Regions from separate parts of the Homo sapiens genome. Here region 2 is linked to region 1. Evidence: read pairs that join two places in POLR2A ChIA-PET (ENCODE). Cell type or tissue: OCI-LY7. All regions are shown on one strand. Links, peaks and the distances in the headings refer to the core of each region. The heading gives the core; the rest is flanking DNA.

Region 1 (7,107 bases), core at 1,474-6,473:
GGTTTTGCACTCCTGGCCTCAAGCAATTCTCCTGCCTCAGCCTCCCAAAGAAGGATTTCTTCAGGGCACCATGGAAGTGAACAGGAGGTTTGTTCTTGGTGCCCAGTGAACATCTTCATCTAAAAGTCGAGTTCATATCAGAGAGTTGGACAAGGGGAGCTGGGTTGAAATTTAATCTTACATTGTTGTTGGGACATAATCTTTTTTCTTTTTAAAAAAATGGTGGAGCTAATGTCAGAGAAAATGCTGCTAACAGAGCCTGGGTAGGGTGAAGAGAGGAGTCCTTGAGGATTTCCCTGAGTGCCATCCATGTGAATGGAAGAGTTTGACCATAAGTCAGTATACATGTTATTTACACACATAGCCATAGGTTCCAGTTATTCTCAGACAGCTTAAGGAAAATACTTTTCTCCTAGGTGTCACATCTTTTTCCTTCTTTCTTACCTATCTCCTATCATTGCCCAGAAACCACTATTCCAGAAGTAGAGAAAACACAGAAAAAGAGGAGAATAGAACAAGCAGCCAGCAATCCTTGCTGCATCCAAGTTCACAAAAAGTAACCTAAAGATAACTGATACTCCTGCGGGCAGCTGGGTTAAGACCGTGGAGAATTGTAGTAATAAAGATGATTTTGGATCAGACCCAAGTTCATATGGGGCTTAAAGAGAAATATTCACCGGAGATACTACCAGAAGCCTGGGGACACCTGAGGAAAGAACAGGAGTGGACAGTTACTTCCAGTCATAAATCCTTGAGTGTTTCCAGGCTAAGGAAAAAGACCGCCTGCCTGCCTGCCTGCCTGCCTGCCTGCCTGCCTGCCTGCCTGCCTGCTTGCCTTCTTCTCTTCCCTCCCTCCCTCTTTTTTTTTTTTTTTTTTTTTTTTTTTGAGACAGAGTCTTACTCTGCCGCCCAGGCTGGAGTGCAATGGCGTGATCCCAGCTCACTGCAACTTCCGCCTCCTGGGTTCAAGCGATTCTCCTGCCTCAGCCTCCTGAGTAGCTGAGATTACAGGCACTCGCCACCACACCTGGCTAATCATTGTATTTTTGGTAGAGACGGGGTTTCACCATATTGGCCAGGATGGTCTCGATCTCTTGACCTTGTGATCCACCCGCCTTGGCCTCCCAAAGTGCTGAGATTAGAGGCGTGAGCCACCACACCCAGCTTTTTTTTTTTTTTTTTTTTTTTTGACAAGGTCTCCCTCTGTTGCCCAGGCTAGAGTGCAATGGCACGATCTTGGCTCACCACAACCTCCACCTCCCGGGTTCAAGCGATTCTCCTGCCACAGCCTCCTGAGTAGCTGGATTACAGGCATGTGCCACCACGCCTGGCTAATTTTTTTTTTTTTTTTGGATTTTTAGTGGAGATGGGGTTTCTCCATGTTGGTCAGGCTGGTCTCGAACTCCAGCCTCAGGTGATCTGCCCGCCTCGGCCTCCCAAAGTGCTGGGATGACAGACATGAGCCACTGTGCCCAGCTTTATTCTGTCTCCTTAAAAAATTCCACCCACATAAGCATTCAATCACAAGGGGCTCCCCCTCCCCGCTACAATAGAATGGAATGAGAAATTTGTTTGTCGATCGGTATCTTTTTTTTTTTTTAATACTTTAAGTTCTAGGGTATATGTGCACAACATGCAGGTTTGTTACATATGTATACATGTGTCATGTTGGTGTGCTGCACCCGTTAACTTGTCATTTACATTAGGTATAATCCCTCCCCGCTTCCCCCACCCCACGACAGGCCCCGGTGTGTGATGTTCCCCATCCTGTGTCCATGTGTTCTCATTGTTCAATTCCCACCTATGAGTGAGAACGTGCGGTGTTTGGTTTTCTGTCCTTGAGATAGTTTGTTCAGAATGATGGTTTCCAGCTTCATCCATGTCCATACAAAGGACATGAACTCATCCTTTTTTATGGCTGCATAGTATTCCATGGTGTATATGTGCCACATTTTCTTAATCCAGTCTATCATTGATGGACATTTGGGTTGGTTCCAAGTCTTTGCTATTGTGAATAGTGCCTCAATAAACATAACGTGTGCATGTGTCTTTATAGCAGCATGATTTATAATCCTTTGGGTATATACCCAGTAATGGGATGGCTGGGTCAAATGGTATTTCTAGTTCTAGATCCTTGAGGAATCGCCACACTGTCTTCCACAATGGTTGAACTAGTTTTCAGTCCCACCAACAGTGTAAAAGTGTTCCTATTTCTGCACATCCTCTCCAGCACCTGTTGTTTCCTGACTTCTTAATGATCGCCATTCTAACTGGTGTGAGATGGTATCTCATTGTGGTTTTGATTTGCGTATCTCTGATGGCCAGTGATGATGAGCATTTTTTCATGTGTCTGTTGGATGCATAAATGTCTTCTTGTTGATCGGTATCTTTAAACCCAGCTAAAATCTTAACCCATAAAAAGCCCTTGGCTCGCTCCTTTCTTACCATGCCCTAAGAATGTGACCTCTGATAAGATCAGTAACATGAAGAACTAAACTGATACTTTGGGCTCGTTTTTTAATTTAATTACAGTTTTTATCAAATACTTGATTTTTTTTTTTCTTCCCTGGCAAATTTATTTCAGGAATGTGCTTGTCTGAGACTTCTGATGGCTGAGGTTTCTTAGGTACATCTTGTGACTTGAATGCAGAATTTGATGCAATCTGGATAGATTAGGAAATACCTTCTCTAAGGTACTTATTACGTCTGGTTGACTTTGTAGAGCTGATCCAAGAGCAGGCAAATTGCTTCCAACAGACACAGTCCAGAAAAGCAGCTCTGTAGCAGGCATCTCTTGACACCACAGTATATTCTGGGTAGCTGCTCTGCAGTAATGCAGCCCTGTCGTTCTGGGCAGTGTTGTTATTCCTGCTGCATAATTAGCAACTAGTGAGATCATAGTCTGGGGAGATTCTGGCATTACTGAGGCAAGGGAGGGTTCGTGTCTCATCACACATGGCTCCCGCTTTGACAGCATTTCTGCTGAGCAGATTCGTGTCCTTCTGGAACTTAAATCCAAAGATGGAGGAAAAAGATTTGTACCTAGGGAAATGGACTATCTCAGACTCCTTGGTTGTATGAAAGTGTGTTGAAAACAACACTGCATGCCATATTGATATAACCAGAATAAATAGTTACTTCTCTTGCTATTTGTTTTCCCCTTGCTGATTTCTTTATAGAGGGCAAAGATTGTAAAGCTACAATGTCCTTGCACAGAGGATGGTGACAGACCAGATGAGCCCTATTTTATGGAGCAGTATGAGATTGGGAAAGATTCTGGGTTTTGAAGCCATGCAGATTCTAATCTTGGGTCCATTCTTTGGTACCAAATTTGACCTTTATAGAAGCCTGGTGAAACACTTTACACTTATGAAGATCTGGGTAAAGGGTTTTCCTGACTGCTAATGTCCTTCAAAATTGAGTGCCTGGAGCAGTATTTCCCAAAGTGTATTCCAAGCATTATTTGCACTCTAAAATACCTTGGAAACAGTGGGTTCCTTAATCACGTTTGTAGAAACACTGCATTCTGTGTTCTCTCAGCCTTCACCATCCTTATTAGTATATTAAAAGCCTCTAAGAAGTTCCACTATAGGCAATTTTTAAAACCCTTTTGACACAGCAGTCGTATTTCTATGTAAAAGCTATTAATACCATAAGACACGCACTTTGGGAAATGCCGGGCTGTATTATCACTAGGAAAAATAAGTGGGTCTAGCCGGGTTCAGTGGTGTGTGCCTTGTAGTCCCAGCTACTCTGGAGGCTGAGGCAGGAGGATTGCTCGAGCCCAGGTGTTCAAGACCAGCCTGGGCAACATAGTGAGACCCTGTTTCTAAAACAGATAAATAGTTGGGTCTAGTCTTGGTTTAGGCAAAGCCTAATTCTGCTTTTCTTTTTTTCCTTTTTTTTTTTTTTTTGCCAACCAAACAAGCAGCAGTGATAATTGTGTTTTTGATTTCAAGTTCTTCTCACTGGTGCCTTGGAGAGCTTTTCTATATGATCAGAAGAGCAGCTACTGTGATTCCTGGGCTAATGAAGCCTAGACCCCAGCTGGATTGGAAGCAAAGGCCTTTCCTTCACTGGGAAAGGTGCTGCTGCTACCCATCTCATTATTCTAAGAGTGATTGAGAATAGAGGGGCTGAAGGGAAACGAAAGTAGGAGAATGTTGGCCAGAGCTAGTAGAGAAAGAACGTAATATTGAGAAAGCAGACATCAGTGCTAGGTGAGGTGCTTTCTTTAGAGAGCTGTGTGTATAGACTGGGGAGGAGTCTGTCTGGGGACAGGAATGCTGATTCCTTTTTTTCCCTGGGCAGAATCCTAATGTACCTGGCTAGCTGGTGGTGAGTAGGGGCTTTGGGGCCAACTTGGTGGGCTCCCCAAGGAAACCCCTTTGAAACCAATGGATGCATTCACGGGCTCGGGTCTCAAGAGGAAGTTTGATGATGTGGATGTGGGCTCATCAGTTTCCAACTCAGATGATGAGATCTCCAGCAGTGATAGTGCTGACAGCTGCGACAGCCTCAATCCTCCTACCACTGCCAGCTTCACACGTGAGTAAGCTGCTCCGTCCCTGCCTATACCCACATTCCCCAAGCAGCAGAACCCATGGCAGCTCGAGACAGCGTCTGTGTGGCTTGGGGATTTGCCCTTAATCATCATCTTTCCTTGCTCTTTGGAGGACCTCATTTCTCTCATACCGTAGACTAAAGTCTGATTTATTCTAGCTGATTTTACTTGTCTTGTGGGTTGCTGGTTCCCAGAATGGGTTAAATTAGATTGAAAAAGGAGTCTAGGACTCTACCCTGCCCCCACCAGAGTCCCAGAGAGTTCCAGGAAATTGTAGCTGTAGCAGGATATAAATGCTTGCTGCTTGGACAACTGGGGCAAATCCAGATTTCTTAATTCTTTTTTTTTCTCGTTTTGCTCTTGTTGCCCAGGCTGGAGTGCAGTGGCGAGATCTCAGCTCACTGCAACCTCTGCCTGCCGGGTTCAAGTGATTCTCCTGCTTCAGGCCTCCCCAGTAGCTGGGATTATAGGCACCTGCCACCACGCCCGCCTAATTTTTTGTGTTTTTAGTAGAGACAAGGTTTCATCATGTTGGCCAGGTTGGTCTTGAACTCCTGACCACAGGTGACCCACCCGCCTCGGCCTCCCAAAGTGCAGGGATTACAGGCGTGAGCCACTGTGCCCGGCCAAGCTTTCTTAATTCTTACGGCTCTATTAGTTCTTGGAAAGAACTGATACTATATATGAGGGGTTGCCCATGGGCCAAATCTGGCCCAATGCCTGTTTTGTTGGAACACAGTTATACCCATTGTGTATGATTGCTTTCATGCTACAGTGGCAGAGTTGAATTATTGCAACAGAGACCTCATGGCCTGTAGAGCCTAAAATAGTTACTGTCTGGCTCTTGACAGTTTGCTGTCCCCTGCTACAGATCAATGCTATCCAATGGAATTTTCTGTTATGATAGAAATGTTCTGTATCTGCATTGTCCAACAGTAGCCAGTTGCCATATGTGGCTATTGAGCACTTGAAATGTGGTTAGTGGCTGGGCGCAGTGGCTCACGCCTGTAATCTCAGCACTTTGGGAGGCTGATATGGGTGGATCACTTGAACTCAGGAGTTCAAGACCAGCCTGGGCAACATGGCGAAACCTCGTCTCTACAAAAAATACAAAAATTAGCTGGGTGTGGTGGTGTGCAACTGTAGTCCCAGCTACTCTGGAGGCTGAGGTGGGAGGATTACTTGGGCCTGGGAGGTTGGGGCTGCAGTGAGCCGTGATTGTGCCATGCACTCTAGCCTGGGTGACAGAGCAAGAGCCTGTCTCAAAGGAAAAAAGAAAATAAAGAAATATGGTTAGTATAATTGAGCTGAATTTTTGTTTGTTTGTTTTTGAGATGGAGTCTTGCTCTGTCGTCAGGCTGAAGTGCAGTGGCACAATCTCGGCTCACTGCAACCTCCGTCTCCCAGGTTCAAGTGATTCTCCTGCCTCAGCTTCCTGAGTAGCTGGGACTACAGGCATGTGCCACCATGCCCAGCTAATTTTTGTATTTTTAGTAGAGATGGGGTTTCATCCTGTAGGCCAGGATGGTCTTGATCTCTTGACCTCATGATCTGCCTGCCTCGGCTTCCCAAAGTGCTGGGATTACAGGCATGAGCCACCATGCCCGGCCTGAGCTGAATTTTAAATTTTATTTAATTTTAATTAGCTTAAATTGCCACACATGGCTAGTAGCTGCTGTATTGGACAGTAAAGCTGTAGATTCTTATATCCAGAAAAGATTAACTAGAGATCCTCTTCCCAGCTGATGTCTAAAAATGGATTTTGTGGTCATCTGTTTAGGTATAGTCAGTCTGGAGGCAGTTGTATGAACCAGCTGAAGTTCAAGGTCCCTTCTGACAGAGCATTTAGGATTTGAAGATATTAGACAGTTCTCTAGATATAGAGAGCACGTTTAGAGAAGAAGAGTTGAGAGCCTAGATGGATGAGAAAGAGCAAGCTCCCCAAACAGGTCATCCCTGAGTTAATAAAGCATCTCTCGGCCAGGCATGGTGGCTCACACCTGTAATCCCAGCACTTTGGGAGGCCGGGGCGGGCGGATCACCTGAGGTCAGGAGTTCAAGACCAGCCTAGTCAACATGGCGAAACCCCATCTCTACTAAAATACAAAAATTAGCTGGGCGTGGTGACACACGCCTGTAATCCCAGCTTCTCAGGAGGCTGAGGCAGGAGAATTGCTTGAACCCGGGAGGTGGAGGCTGCAGTGAGCCGAGACAGTGCCACAGCACTCCAGCCTGGGCAACAGAGCGAGACTCCATCTCTAAATAAATAAATAGAAAAATAAATAAAACATCTCTCTGTGCTCCCTTCTCAGCCACATCCATCCTGAAGCGGCAGAAGCAGCTGCGGAGGAAGAATGTACGCTTTGACCAGGTGACTGTATACTACTTTGCCCGGCGCCAAGGTTTTACCAGTGTGCCCAGCCAGGGTGGTAGCTCTCTGGGCATGGCCCAGCGCCATAACTCTGTACGGAGCTATACACTCTGTGAGTTTGCCCAGGAACAGGAGGTGAACCATCGAGAGATTCTGCGTGAGCACCTGAAGG
Region 2 (7,107 bases), core at 1,353-6,352, 67 kb after region 1:
AGCGAGCTGAGATCATGCCATTGCACTCCAGCCTAGGTGACAAGAGTGAAACTCTGTCTCAAAAAAAAAAAAAAAAAAGCAATTTAATTCATTCAGCTCATTTTGATCAGGGCCACAATTGGAAACTTGAGTTATTATACTTGCAGTAATATTCTCAGAACTGATTGACGCATAAGGAAGGACTGTTTGCCTCATATCAAATAGCCCAAGACTAATTGATGTACTTGAGTTTTTTGATTCCTCAGTGTGCCAAGTTCCTCTTTTCCTGGAAGAGCTATGCATAGTTCCAGATCTGATTTGTGGTTTCCAATTTATTGTGGGTTAAGACAATCTGATAACATTAGTTTGTTACAATTATATGTAAAACAAAAGTAAAAAGGCTTTGCCGGGAACGTCGGGGCTGTGCTGTGATTGGAATCCAAGTGAGTACTGCTACTCTGAGTGGTCAAATATTTAAATCCCATTTAGGTGAGGTGCTATTGTCATTGACTGAAAGAGGGGTTGAATTTAGTCAGTATTATTGGGGGCTGTTGGCTGATGTTTAGTCATCTGGTGGCTTAAAACCTGACAGGAGACACATGGCTAGTTGTCCGTTGTAATATAATACTTGGCATTGGTGACTCTAGAGAGGAAGGATTATGTTTTCCAAATTAGCAGGTGGTGGTATATATGCCCCAGAAGACAGATGAAACCTAAAAAGAAAAGAAAAGCTCCTTTCTGGTCTGAATTCTGTAATTCTATAAGTACAGAATATGTTGGTAGATAGAAAGATTACCCAAAACCTGAAACAGCAAGTAGAAGATTGTTCATGTAGGAACAACATATAAGGGACAAGGGTGGAAAAAAGACTAGATTTAAGCAGTAAAAGATCATTAAGCGAGGCTTCATCACTTCTTCAGTAGGACAGTTATTATTGGGATTCAAAGAGGGGCTTATCAATGAATACTATGTTGTCCTTCCCCTTCTAAATTTGAAATCAACTGAGAAGTAGATAAGAAGATTGAAACATTTTTTTTTTAATAGCCTTATTGGTAAGGCTCAATGGAGAATATGCCATAGATCTGTTCCCAAGTGAGCTTGCTAAAATCCTCCCTCCCAATTAAACTTAACAGGATGATGGACATCTGGAACTTCCACCCCACCCCTGACTCCACCCGCCCCACTGCGGGTTGCTTAGTACAGGACCTGTAGACAAAGGCTGGCATCCCACACGCTATGCTTAATCCTGCTGGTGCTTCAGCTCTCTTGGAGAGCTTGGGAGGGGCTGGGCCACGGGTGACTAGTTTCTTCTAGTTGTCAGAGGGTTGAGGAATGAGGTCTAGAACATTATGGCTGCAGACTTTACTTTCTTAGGAAGATTTGAGGCTGCCAAATAGTGGCCTTCCACTACCAGTATGCTTGTATGGTGCTTTTTCCTACCCTTTCTAGAAGATTGAACCATGAGCTTAAATTACATATTTTAGACCAAAGAGAATTACAGATTTCTGTCCTTAAAAACTCATAAAATAGGCTGGGCGTGGTGGCTCATGCCTGTAATCCCAGCACTTTGGGAAGTGGGGTGGGCGGATCATGAGGTCAGGACTTTGAGACCAGCGTGGCCAACATGGTCAAACCGTGTCTCTACTAAAAATACAAAAATTAGCCAGGCATGGTGGCACACGCCTGTAATCTCAGCTATTCTGGAGGCTGAGGCAGGGGAATCGCTTGAACCCAGGAGGCAGAGGTTGCAGCGAGCTGAGATCGTGCCACTGCACTCCAGCCTGGACAACAGAGTGAGACTCCGTCTAAAAAAACTAAAAAAAAAACAAAAAAAAACAACTCATAAAATAGGGGGAAATGTGTCTGGCTTTAGACACTTGGGATAATTTGGAGGCAAAGGCAGAGAATGGATACTTGCCTAGCAGCCTCTGTGTAGATGCTTATTAAAAAAGTATTTGCCTGGCCAGGTGCGTTGGCTCATGCCTATAATCCCAGCACTATGGGAGGCTGAGGCGGGCGGATCACGAGGTCAGCAGATCGAGACCATCCTGGCTAACACGGTGAAACCCTGTCTCTACTAAAAATACAAAAAATTGGCTGGGCGTGGTGGCGGGCACCTGTAATCCCAGCTACTCGGGAGGCTGAGGCAGGAGAATCACTTGAACCCAGGAGGCAGAGGTTGCAGTGAGCTGAGATTGCACCACTGCACTCCAGCCTGGGCGACAGAGCAAGACTCCGACTCAAAGACTCAAAAAAAAAAAAAATGGTATTTGCTGTCTCACTAAAATACCTCCTGTTCAATTTGTCCACCACCCCCTGCCATCCGTGAAGGGTTTCACAGTGAAAGCCAGAAAGCCTGCTAGACACATTCTAAAAGAGCTGTAACACTTCAATTTGGTTTTGAAGTCTTGCCAGCAAAATCTTGACTAAGACTTTTCTTTTTTTGTTAAATATCTGTCAGTCATATTCTGAAAACTGTAATTATTTTCAAGGTTACCTAATTCAGTAGAAAAATTACTCTTTTCATAGTAAGGATTCAGTCATACAGAGTAACAAACTGCTGGTTCTGAACTTGTTAGTTTGTTCTTCCTAATTCTTCTCCCTCACTTTTCTCCTTTCCAGAATCATATTCTAAGAACTCAGCCACTCAGGTATCCACCATGGTGCTGGGTCCTGAACAGAAGATGTCAGATGGTAATTTACCGCTTTGTGTTATTGTCTAATTTTATTTGTAATTAGGTTTATGTTGGTAACAGAAATTTATCATATTTTTCCTCTTGTCATCATCTGTCATCATCTATTCTAACAACTCCATTCAAAAGTCACCATCTGGTGACTTAGGCTGTAAATGAAAATGGATTTTTTTTTTTTTTTTGAGGTGGAGTCTCTGTCACCCAGGTTGGAGTGCAGTGGCACAATCTCGGCTCACTGCAACCTCCGCCTCATGGGTTCAAGTGATGCTCCTGCTTCAGCCTCCCGAGTAGCTGTGACTAAAGGCACACGCCACAATGCCCGGCTAATTTTTGTATTTTTAGTAGAGACAGGGTTTCGCCATGTTGGCCAGGCTGTTCGCAAATGCCTGACCTCAAGTGATCCGCCCGTCTCAGCCTCCCAAAGTGCTGGGATTACAAGCATGAGCTACCGCGCCCATCCTGAAAACAGAATGTTTTTTTTTTGTTTGTTTGTTTGGTTTTTTTTTTGAGGCGGAGTTTTGCTCTAGTTGCCCAGGCTAGTTAGTGTTCAGTGGCACTGTGTCGGCTCACTGCAACCTCCGCCTCCCCGGTTCAATGGATTCTCCTGCCTCAGCATCACGAGCACCTGGGATTACAGGCACCTGCCGCCACGCCCGGCTAATGTTTTTGTATTTTTAGTAGAGATGGGGTTTTGCTATGTTGGTCAGGGTGGTCTTGAACTCCTGACCTCAGGTGGTCCACCCGTCTCGGCCTCCCAAAATGCTGGGATTACAGGCATGAGCCACTGTGCCCGGCCCTGAAAACAGATTTTTAACCAGAGACCTGCTTCGTATCTTTTTTACAATTCTGAGTTGAGCCAAGATTAGCTGAAATTTGGTTTCTGGCAGTAATGCTTGCAAGGGCAATGTTATTCCCAGACCCAGGATAAAAACCTCTGGAGTGTTTTGGCTACTCATGATGCTTCCTGGTGTTTCAGATGTGTATGGAGCAGTAAAATACAGGGCGAGTACCTTACGCTCTGTATTTGATTGGAGCTTCTTGAGTGCTTTGACTATTCCTTCCTAAATCTGAGCTTCTTTGGAATTTCTGTTCCTTTTCTATAAATTTCTTCATTAATTTAAAGCTGCTTAATTAAGATGATATGAGTCAGCTCCCTATGGAAAGAAAGCTCTTATTTGTTTAAATTAGAGGTTGTAAGGATTTATTGCAAACACAGAGATTAGAGCTTTGTGATTCAAAATAGCCATTTGATGGCTGAAGCAAACTAGGCTCTGTGTATTTCTGGCAGGGTATCCCTTTTCTCCCAGACCTTCTGCTTCCCAATATTTAAGATTGACTGCAAAATGCAGAACTCAGGGAAACGCTGATATCAGTCTGAGATGAGCCCTGCCATCACGAGGGTGCCAGTACCCCGTGACCGGCGGCACTTTACTGCAAGCCTTAGTCAGAGTACAAAGGGTTCCTGCTTGGTGGTTTTGCTGCAGCTTCAGAGTTTAGCCTGAACTGTGGCAGGATTTTGTAACTTGCACATTTTTTGAGAAGTCTGATGGAGGTATAATGTCCACGGTCGATTATTTGAGTAAGTCCTACCAAATATAGGAGGTGGGGAGGACATTTCGCTAGACAGGCCTAGTTCTTTTCTTTTAAAAGCTAGGATTTTAGGTTACCAGGAGCTGGTCTGGGAATATGATATTTTGAGCCCATATGTCAGTGTTTTTAGAGGAAAATGAAATGGCTCTAAAAATTCCCAAGTAGGAGTAGAAGTGTGGAAGTAGGAAAACCATTGTGAGTTAAAACTGATCTAGAGAATTGAGTGACTGGGGGAGGGGGAGGGAGATAACTTTTTTAGTGTAGGCTAAATTTTTTACTTCCTGAATTTTTAACCATGTGAATGTATTACTTATTCTAAAATGTACATTAAAAATAAACTATTCAAAATAAATTGAGCTAGAGTCAGGTTGGTCTCTTGTGCATTTAGATATTAAACTATTTAATTTCAGTATACTAAGGATGAATTGTTAGTGTATTTTGTTCATTTTTTACTAATTTATTTTCAAATCTGTTAATTCAGACAGTGTTTCTGGAGATCATGGGGAGTCTGCCAGTCTTGGTAACATCAACCCTGCCTATAGTAATCCCTCTCTTTCACAGTCCCCTGGGGACTCAGAGGAGTACTTCGCCACTTACTTTAATGAGAAGATCTCCATTCCTGAGGAGGAGGTTAGTATCAGGTCCTTGGAGGAGAACACTATTGTCTGGGGAAAACCTGTGAGTGAAAGATCTGCTGGATGGCTCAAGTTCAGCAGCCTCAGGTTTAATTTTGGCTGGCAATCTCTGAAGACTATATCTATATATCTATATATATATATACACACACACACACACACACACACCCCATCTATATCTATCTATCTCTGTCTGTCTGTCTGTCCGTCTATCTATCTATCTATCTATCTATCTATCTATCTATCTGTCTATCTAATCTTTTTTACAGACAGGGTCTTGCTCTGTCATCTAGGCTCCAGTGCAGTGGCACAACCATAGCCCACTGTAGCCTTGAATTCCTGGGGTCAAGTGATTCTCCCACTTCAGCCTCCCCAGTAGCTGGGACTATAGATGGCATGCCACCATGCCAGGCTCATTATTTTTATTTTTATTTTTAGAGACAGGGTCTCACTATGTTGCCCAGGCTGGTCTTGAACTCCTGGCCTCAAGCTATCCTTCCTCTTGTTTGTTGATGAAAAAGAGTCAAACTCTGGCTGAGCCCAGGCTCACACCTGTAATCCCAGCACTTTGGGAGGCTAAGGCAGGAGGATCACTTGAGCCCAGGAGTTTAAGACCCGCCTGGCCAATATGGCGAAACCCTGTCTCTACAAAAAATACAAAAATTAGCTGGGCATGGTGGTATGCACCTGTAGTCCCAGCTACTCGGGAGGCTGAGGTGGAAGGATCACTTGAGCCTAGGAGGCAGAAGTTGCAGTGAGCCAAGATCATGCTATGGTACTCCACTCTGGGTAACAGAATGAGACCTCCTCTCAAAAACGAAAACCAAAACAAAACAGGCCAGGCGCGGTGGCTCACACCTGTAATCCCAGCACTTTGGGAGGCCGAGATGGGCAGATCACCTGAGGTTAGGAGTTCAAGACCAGCTTGGTTAACATGGTGAAACCCTGTCTTTACTAAAGATACAAAAGTTAGCTGGGCGTAGTGGTGGGTGCCTGTAATCCCAGCTACTCGGGAGACTGAGGCAGGAGAATCACTTGAACCTAGGAGGCAGAGGCTGCAGTGAGCCAAGATCGCGCCACTGCACTCCGGCCTGAGTGACAGAGTGAGACTCTGTCTCAAAACCAAACAAACAAACAAGAGTCAAACTCTGTAAAATGTTTAAAGAGGTTTATTCTGAGCCAAATATGAGTGACCAAGGCCCGTGACACAGCCCCAGGAAGTCCCGAGAACATGTGCCCAAGGTGGTTGGGTTACAGCTTGATTTTATACGTTTTAGGGGTCAGAAGTTACAGGCAGACATCAGCCAATATATTTAAGATGTACATTGGTTCCATCAGGAAAGGTGGGACAACTTGAAGTGGGGAGGGGGCACCTTTCAGGTCAAAGGTGGATTTAAAGATTTTCTGATTGGAAATTGATTGACACTGGGTGCAGTGGCTCATGCATGTAATCCCAGCACTTTGGGAGGCTGAGGCGGGTGGATCGCTTGAGCCCAGGAGTTCGAGACCAACCAGCTTGGGCAATGTGACAAGACCTTGTCTCCAAGTAAAAAAAATAAAATAAAATTAGTTGGGTGTGGTGGTGCACACCTGTGGTCCCAGCTACTTTGGAGGCTGAAGTGGGAGGATTGCTTAAGCCCAGGAGTTCAAGACCAGCCTGGGCAACATGGCAAAACCCTGTCTCTACAAAAATAAAAATAAATAAAAAAAGAAATTGGTTGAAAGAGTTATTTTCTAAAGACCTGGTCTAAAATGAGGGGCTGTGGAGTGTCTAAAATGAGGGGTTGTGAAGACCAAGGTTTTTATTATGTAGGTGAAGCCTCTAGGTAACAAGCTTCAGAGAAAATAGATGTAAATGTCTTTTATCAGACTTAAAAAGGTACCGGACTCCTAGTTAATTCTCTCCGGGATCAGGAAAAGACCTGAAAAGGGAAGGAGATTCTATATATTCTAGGTTTTGCTCATAAGAGACAGCTTTGCAGGGTCATTTCAAAATATACAAAGAAATATATCTTGGAGTAAAATACTTTGATTTCTTTCAGGGCCTGTTATCTGTCATGTGATGCTATGCTAGAGTCAGGTTGGAATTTAGCATGTTATTGCTACAAGGAATCTGTTTTGTCAGTTTTAAGATCTCTGGTTTTTGTTTGTTTGTTTGTTTGTTTGTTTTTGAGACGGAGTTTCACTCTTGTCGCCCAGGCTAGAGTGCA

What was found. Peaks named below come from ENCODE experiments on the same cell type or tissue, not always from the same donor. Only the 100,000 strongest peaks of a DNase experiment are listed, where the experiment ranks them.
Region 2: POLR2A ChIA-PET joins it to region 1 with 7 read pairs; 14 of 35 experiments call an interaction of 5 or more read pairs at or near these places.

What each region holds. Positions count from the first base shown.
Region 1 is chr12:51,073,852-51,080,958 of GRCh38, reverse strand. CSRNP2 (cysteine and serine rich nuclear protein 2) reads left to right here. Exons shown (of 5, transcript NM_030809.3): 2 at 4,312-4,548; 3 at 6,877-7,107. The coding sequence starts at 4,398. Among named protein-coding and RNA genes, the nearest start is that of CSRNP2, 6.2 kb to the left of the region's middle. In OCI-LY7, for the core only: no CTCF peak of the experiment used is centred there; no DNase peak of the experiment used is centred there; H3K4me3 peaks cover 701 bases; H3K27ac peaks cover 869 bases.
Region 2 is chr12:51,006,261-51,013,367 of GRCh38, reverse strand. SLC11A2 (solute carrier family 11 member 2) reads left to right here. Exons shown (of 16, transcript NM_000617.3): 2 at 2,602-2,673; 3 at 4,744-4,892. The coding sequence starts at 2,640. It also overlaps the pseudogene RNU7-39P. Among named protein-coding and RNA genes, the nearest start is that of SLC11A2, 17 kb to the left of the region's middle. In OCI-LY7, for the core only: no CTCF peak of the experiment used is centred there; no DNase peak of the experiment used is centred there.